Linked DNA regions of Homo sapiens: regions 1 and 2 are each linked to region 3. Evidence: chromatin loops called from intact Hi-C (ENCODE). Cell type or tissue: PC-3. All regions are shown on one strand.

Region 1 (2,500 bases), 470 kb after region 3:
ACCTCAGGTGATCCACCCACCTCGGCCTCCCAAAGTGCTGGGATTACAGGTGTGAGCCACCACACCTGGCTTAAACTAAAAAAAAAACCTGCTTATCGAATATGTCAAAATGCAGGCTTTTTGTGATGGACAGCTCCTCTCAGCTAAACAGTGGTGTATCCTGGATTCCCACCAATACATGGTAAAATTATATTTCTTCACTGGGTTTTGAGACTATATAGCTCTCTAAGTCTCAGTCATCTTATCTACAAAATGGAGGGATTGGTCTGCAAAGGACCTTTAGGGCCTTTAGGGTCCTTTTCCCAACTCTAAGCTTTGTGGTTTAAAAAAACTTGAGGCTGATATCAACTCAAGAGGTACTAATGGTCATTTGCTTTGCGGACCTGCTGTTGGCTTAGGTGAGATGACACTTGCCATTTCAAAATGTGAAGATCTTTCTTTTTTAAGTTCACCTTTTCAATGTCTAGTGTCACATTTCCCCCAGAATATTCTACAGAATGGAATGCTAATCCTTGGAATTCTCTCCAATCAAGGAGTCATCGATCAAAAATTATATACCATATCCCCCTGGGAGATTAACAATTCACGTTATAAATTTAAAGGCCCTGAGCAATTTTTTAGTAAAGAAACCTGTGTAACTTATTTTACCCTAAGATTTTCCAAATACATTTAACCAAAGAACCCTTTCTACAAAAACACACAGTGATATCACATGTAGAACTGCTGGCTCAACATCTTCCCTCTGGTTCTGTACAGTAGAATAGATGTTATGACTGCCTTAGTGTGAGCATATTTAATAGGTAATAATGTTATATTTAATTACCCTATTTCCTGGGTGTAGCTTTTTGTGAATTGAAAAGTGATCACTAGGAGATTATTATTTGGTTCTATACTAGGTAGCATCATATATTAATTCTTCCCCTGAGCTCTAAATGGCTATAAAGATTCCCTTCAATTGACCAGAAGAGGGAAGCAGAGGACCTGAGATGGCATCTGAAGTCCCAGTAAGTGACTTGGGAACAAAGGAACACATGTAAGAAGATAAGGCAGCATCAGTTCAGGAGCTTGTCTTGGAAAGATCATCTCCCAAGCAGACTGAACCATTCACATTTCAACCACATCATCTTCAGAATGCGAAGGCCCATTATTGGAAGCCATCACCTCATACCATTATGCATTTCCTAGAGCTTCCATAGCAAACAGGTCTCCTTAAAGTCGGGGAGTACCAGGAGATCATCAGGATGGGGCTGATGGAGACATCAGAAAACAGTGAAGCAAGGCCAGTAGACCTGGAGATTGCAGCAACAGTTCCCAAGAGCTGGGGCTTCCTCACAGCTGTGTGTGTTTGCATCTTCTGGTCCCAAGAGCAGCCACTGCTCAGGTAGGCTCATAGCAGATTATTCACCTGCCAAGCCATTAGCCAGACATGATTTTAGAATGGCAGGCCCATTATCACCCATGTTATTTGAATTGGAAGACATGGTATTTGGGGTTGGGGGTAGTATTGGGCTTGGGCTCAAGGTTCTGAACACCCAAATCCTGCCTTGCCAGAGCTTTGCCCTTGTCCATGAGTGCCACAAGGGAGACATCATGCTCAGAGGACAGGGCCAGGCAAATGCATGCATTTTATAAGAATGTTTTGGCTTCAAATACTACCCTAGGCCATTGCGAAGCTAGGGATAACCACTGAAAGATTCTTTTTGTCTAATCTAAAGGCAAAATTAATGCTAAAACTAGGCCCTGGCTAGGTGTCTTGGCTCATGGCTGTAATCTTAGTGTTTGGGGAGGCTAAGTGGGAGGATCACTTGAGGCCAGGATTTCGAGACCAGCCTGGGAAACATAGCAAGACCCTTAAAATAATAATAATAATAATAATAATAATAATAATAATAATAATAATAATAAAATGTCCAAGTGACCGTCTTGGTACTTTCCCCCTAAGTTTATACCTCTTTCTCAGGCTTTGTTATTTTAACTTTGTGACAGCAAGAAAAGATGAATCCAAGGAAAACCATGCCAACGAAAGGAGAGAGAAATGAGCCTCTCTTTAAAATCTGGAGCATAGGTGGTATAAGTGTGCTTTTCGCACACCAGAGGTACAAAAGAGAAATTCCCAGGACATGAACACCCAAAAAAAGAATGTGGCCAATAAAATACCTTTGAACTTGACTCATCCTCATTACCCTTTTTATCACTCTCTTCCTTGGATGTATAGGTGGGAATTAATGGGGGAGAGTGGAGTGAGGTAAAGAGAATCGAGTGAAGACCGCAGAGGAGGCCATCCTCTCACTTGGCCTTCCTTCTCCTCCCACTGGCCTCCTCCTCTGCTCCTTTCTACCCTATGCCAACCTGTCAGAGCCCCTAAGCATAAACGTCAGAGTCACTGTGTTGAAATGTCAGTATCCATGCTATATTCTTTTGCACTTTGTTTCCCATCTCTTGGTGGTTCTGTAAGAATGAGAGAGGAGTTTTGGTGTTACTTGGTGGTATCACCCATCTT
Region 2 (2,500 bases), 53 kb before region 3:
TCCCTTTTCTTACCATGCATTTTAACTTTCCTTTCCCCCTTCCCCTCACTACCCTGATCAGTCCCTCCTCTCTGCTCCCTGCAGCAGAGTGGCCTTGACAGCAGCAGTCAGGGTATGGCTGTTGACCTGCTGCTGACCTACTGCCTTCCAGGCCAACCATCCTCAACACAGTTCACCAGAGGAGCCCAGAACACTCTGGTAACCTGCTGTAATATGGAAGTACCTTCCAGTAAAGAGAGCCTTTTGTTGATCTAACTCAAGGGTCAGCAAACTATGGCCCAGTAAACTTTTACTGAAACACAGTCACATCCATTCATTTACATAGTGTCTATGGCTGCTTTTCTGCTACAAGCCCGAGTTGAGTAGCTGTGATAGAAACCTCATGGCCTGCAAAAAGCATAAAATATTCACTCTCCAGCTATTTACAGAAAAAGTTTTTTGGCTGTCACCCAGACCAGGCTGCCATGGTTCTGGTATGCAGAAGTGGTTCTTGGGTGTTTTCTTCAGAAGTTTCTTGAACCTTTGAAAGACAATTGTGGGGGCCATACAAAGGAGAGAAGAGTAACAAAAGGAGACATGACTGCTATCTTGCACCCACAAAGCAGATCAGTCACCCCCATAGTGAAGAGTGTATTCCTGCTTCAGGAGAGAGAGCAAGGGGTGGAGCACTTATCTGCTGGTTGAAGCAGGGCAATACTTCCCTATACAAAATCCCTTTAATTTTCTCACCACTCAGCTCAGCGAGGGCTTCTTGGTGGTACAGGAACAGAAACAAAAGTGTAATGGAAGCTGACCAGGAATCCATTAATACAAATCTCTGTAGCTTTTCTCTAAAGGGGAACATATTGGTAAAATGCAAGTTTCCTGCAGCCCTTTGCTGATCAAACCCAGGATAGAGTTCATGGCTTCCACTCGCTCTGCATCCTTTTCATCTAACAATAAAACTACTTGAGTCATGAGTAGTCAACCCCTCCACCCACAAATAATTGGCCATGTAATGTTAGGATAATTTTAATTTGAGGATTAATTAATTAATTTGAGGATCATTAATTAATAATAATATTATTAATCATAATAATAAGGATGCAATATCCACTATTACTAGTCTGTCATATATTGAGACATCATATATTACCTACACTTCCAAGAATTATGTGTTTTACCTCATGTATGGCGATTTGACAGACTCAAAATAGTGCCAGATTCTGCCCATTTCTTCTTTACTTCAAACCCGTGCCCCCCCACTACCACCACCACCCTGACTATCCCCATGGTTGGTTGGACGTTGCCCCGTACCTGGCAACAGAACACAGATTAACTGGGGCTCCTATTGGTCTTGCTCTGGAAACATCTCTGAGGCGCGGTAGTACTCAGATGTCTCAAGGGTCCCCTCCCAGTGCTCTGTGGAGGCCAGATCATAACTTAAAACATGTTCTTCATCATCATTGCTCTGGAAGTTGCCTCTGAACTACTACAGTACTCTGCGATTCATTCTAATATCATGATGGTCTCTAAGCCATCGTGGGGCTCCAGTCTCTTTCTCGTCCTTGACCTGGATGAAAACTGTTGGTCTTGGAGTCCCAGGGAGAAAGCTTACTGCTCCTCTTTGATGACATACTATCTTTAGAACATGTCTGCTACTATTGCTGATGCTCCTCAGATAATCCTAGGATGCCATTCATTTATTCAATTATTCAAAGAGCATGTTGAGCAGCTCCTATGTGGACAGAGTGAACAAGAAAGTGTCTTGACTTTAGAGGAGGCTTCAGGCTAGGTAGGAGAGAGACAAAAATAACACATAACATAGTCATAGAGCCCAGGGTGCTGTGGGAACTTGGATTTGGAAGTGATGGTTTAGGAAAGCTTCCTGGAGAAGTAACATCAAGATGAATTTTAAAAGACAAGTAGGAGCCAGGAAAAAAGATCTAGGACAGGGAAGGAGTTGTAGGCAGAGGAGCTACATATACACTGGGCTAGAGGCTTAAGAGAGAGTTATGGGGGTTGGAAGAAAGTATGTCTCTGTCTTTTTTGACTTGTGGCACATGCAGATGTACCTATGGTGCCCAAGACTTCAGGCCCTACCAGAAGCCTAGCAGCACAGGTGATAGCTGCCCTCCATGAGAACTCGGACTCTGCCTGGGAAGGTACATTCCTGGTGTTGCTTCACGGTGGAATCATTCTTTTCTCTTCCTAATGCTCCTGACATGGGCTATGGGTCCACCTAACCCTGGCCTGACTTGACCTTCTATTAGCTGAGAGATATTTGTCTATATCGTGCTAACGTTTAAGGTTATGTCCTTAAGGTAAAAAAACAAGCCTCAAAATTCCTATCTGTCACCTTTCTAGATGCTCTGTGGCCTCTCAGCAAATTAGACCACCATCTCACTGTATGGAACGGCAATGATCCAGTTCCTCCAGCACCATGTCTGGATCCTTGGTAATGTTCACTAGACTCTACTGGGCCCTACACTATTCTTACATAATTATGATTAACAACTGG
Region 3 (2,500 bases):
GAAGATACCTACCTGATGGGACCTGAATGGGATGCCTGGTGCTCATTCAGGGCATTATTTTCCCTCCCAGGCTGATGGGATGCTAAGACCAAAGATTAGGCTCAGTTTTATAGTCCTCCTCGGCCAAAAGTTGTGTTGTTCAATATATAGATTTTTCTGCCACCTCCTTTACTATCTGGTTCCTCGTTTTGTTTTTTCTACTGTGTCAATTCTATTATCCTTATTATTCCTATGATTTTTATTGTAAAGTCTTTATAATCCAACCAGGATGGTTGATTGAAAGGACAGGTTGAAACCACAGTGGATTTTGTAACACCAGATGGGCTTCTGAAACATGTTGCATGCAAATTGTCATCTTGAGCAGAGAATCATATTTAAATATGATTCAAATAGGACTAGGTCTGGTATGGTCCAGCTTTTTTTTTTTTTTTTTTTTTTAACCTTCAGCAACTGACAGGTGTTTTCAGAAACTTCTAGTCCTGTCCCTGGGACCCTGCTATTATTCTTTGACTGTGGCCATGGGACTCCCCCACCCCCAGCCATTCCTCAGAAAAAAAGATGGCTGAGAGCCCCTCCCCTCTCCTGTCGACATGGTGGCAACCTAATGCCTGAAGCGATGGTCTCTATCCAGTCCCAGAACATCATTAGCCCCCTTTTCTCATTGCTGAGATAGGTTTGAAGGCTGGACTGGTGAGAGTGAGGTGGGGAAAACAATATATATCTTCTTTTCTCTCTAGCTCATCCACTTACTCCCACATTCCTTCTCTCTTAAAGTGTCCCTACCCCTCTGAAGCCTGGGAAGAGGATTTGAAGTGCGCTCCAGAGTAGTCATCTATCGACTTGACCTTCAGCCTCAACCTGCCAGAGCGAGTGTGGACGGGGGCAAACCGGCCCATACCAGACCTGGTCCTGGGATCACAAGAGCTAGGTTCTGTTCCAGCCCCAGCCTCACAAACTGTGTGCTACCGGAGAAGTCACTTATCCACTGTGTGTGCTCACTGTTTGCTTAACCCTCAAATCAGTGGGAAGACAAATGACTCCAGGCTGTCCAGGGAAATGTGGGAATTGAGAGTGGCCACTAGGTGGCAGTACTCAGAAAGACACGGTGCGGGAGCCCCTGACAGACATGAGGGCTCTGAAGCGCTTTAGCCTCAGAGACAGATGCCCAGGTTCAGCCTGAGGAGAAAGCCGCGACTTCCCTCGCCCAGTAAACGCATTTACCCTTCCGCGCCCCCTGCTGCAGCCGTGGGAATCGGTGCACGCCCCTCCTCCTCCCTCTCCGGCTGACCGTAGGCATCCTTTAAGACCCTGGTGAAGCTCTCCCTGACAAAGCCTCTCTCCCCACTTCTCAGGGCGAATCCTTGTCACCTCTGTCTCCCCGCCGTCCTTAATCCACACCTTGATCAGGACACCACTCTAGAGAGCTATCATTCCCCTGTCTGTCTCCCTGTGAAGTTCTGGAGAGCAGACATCAAGTTTCCTTCACCTCTGTCTCCCCAGTGCCCGACATGGGACTGGCACAGTGCCTGCTGCTATGTATTTGTCTTCCGGATGAATGAGTTCATGAATAGAGCTTGAGAAGATCAAATTAACCCCTTTGCAATGACTTTCGATCTCCTTTTTTTTTTGGTAACTCAGTATTGAGTTATGCTTTTCTTGATTTTGATCAGCAAATATTACTTTGGTGGGGTTTTAAGCATCTCTTAGCTGTGAGTCTCTTGGTTCAAACAAAAACCTATGACAACCTAAATATATAAAATGAATAAAAGTAGAGCTACTTGATTTGAAGCTGGGTGGGAAGGCCTGGAGTCTATACTGCTCCTACCTCCATCCCCTGGTTGGTTAGGGAAGCCCCCCCTTAGAATCTGAGGGCTCTGTAAACAAGTTTTTTAAGCACCACCTTGGTTGTCGTATCAGTTCTTCTTCTATTTATCTCCAGTTTCCAGAAAAGCTAAATGCCTGGGGAAGGACTGAGTTTCTTGAGGGCAGGAGCTGTGTTTCCTATCACAAGGCAGCCAGGGGGACAGTGCATTCAAAGGGTGTTTGACTCGCTAATGAAGTTGAGTTGAATTATAATAATAGGGTTCAAAGACGAATATTGCTTTAGAAGTTGGAAAGAAGTGGCCTTTCCTGGCTTTCCCCCAAAGGAGACATGGGAAGGTGACTAAGGAGCTGGCTGGCTTGACCATCACCTCTGAAGGACTCCTGAGTTAAGTCGTTGTAATCTCTGAATCAGAGGGGCCTAGGAGTGGCCAAGTGGTCAACAGCTCTTGCTTCAGAACTGGATGATTCAATCCATGCTGTAGCTTCAATTTATCTGTGTGCTCCACTGGGTTAGTGTAAGGCAATGCAAATACTGAAAGCTCCAATAAATCACTGTTATATTGAAAAATCTTAGTTAGAAGGTGCTACTGGATTGAGCTAGGCTGATCAAGGAAGTCTTCCTCTAGCATTTGTGATGGAGAGCTCACTCCTGTGAGGGGCAGCATGGGCCATTGCC

The links. Hi-C counts contacts between places; a loop is a spot of excess contacts. Peaks named below come from ENCODE experiments on the same cell type or tissue, not always from the same donor. Only the 100,000 strongest peaks of a DNase experiment are listed, where the experiment ranks them.
Region 1: a loop joins it to region 3, with 4 times the contacts of the local background. A loop is called at or near these places in 2 of 110 quality-filtered maps.
Region 2: a loop joins it to region 3, with 4 times the contacts of the local background. A loop is called at or near these places in 2 of 110 quality-filtered maps.

Annotation. Positions count from the first base shown.
Region 1 is chr1:117,283,264-117,285,763 of GRCh38, reverse strand. No RefSeq gene overlaps it. Among named protein-coding and RNA genes, the nearest start is that of LINC01525, 11 kb to the left of the region's middle. In PC-3, a CTCF peak has its summit at 975 (motif pointing right); a DNase peak (open chromatin) is centred at 983.
Region 2 is chr1:117,810,987-117,813,486 of GRCh38, reverse strand. No RefSeq gene overlaps it. Among named protein-coding and RNA genes, the nearest start is that of GDAP2, 120 kb to the left of the region's middle. In PC-3, no CTCF peak of the experiment used is centred here; no DNase peak of the experiment used is centred here.
Region 3 is chr1:117,757,611-117,760,110 of GRCh38, reverse strand. No RefSeq gene overlaps it. Among named protein-coding and RNA genes, the nearest start is that of TENT5C, 150 kb to the right of the region's middle. In PC-3, a CTCF peak has its summit at 1,077 (motif pointing right); DNase peaks (open chromatin) are centred at 1,080, 1,520 and 2,230; H3K4me3 peaks cover 1,018 bases; H3K27ac peaks cover 1,039 bases.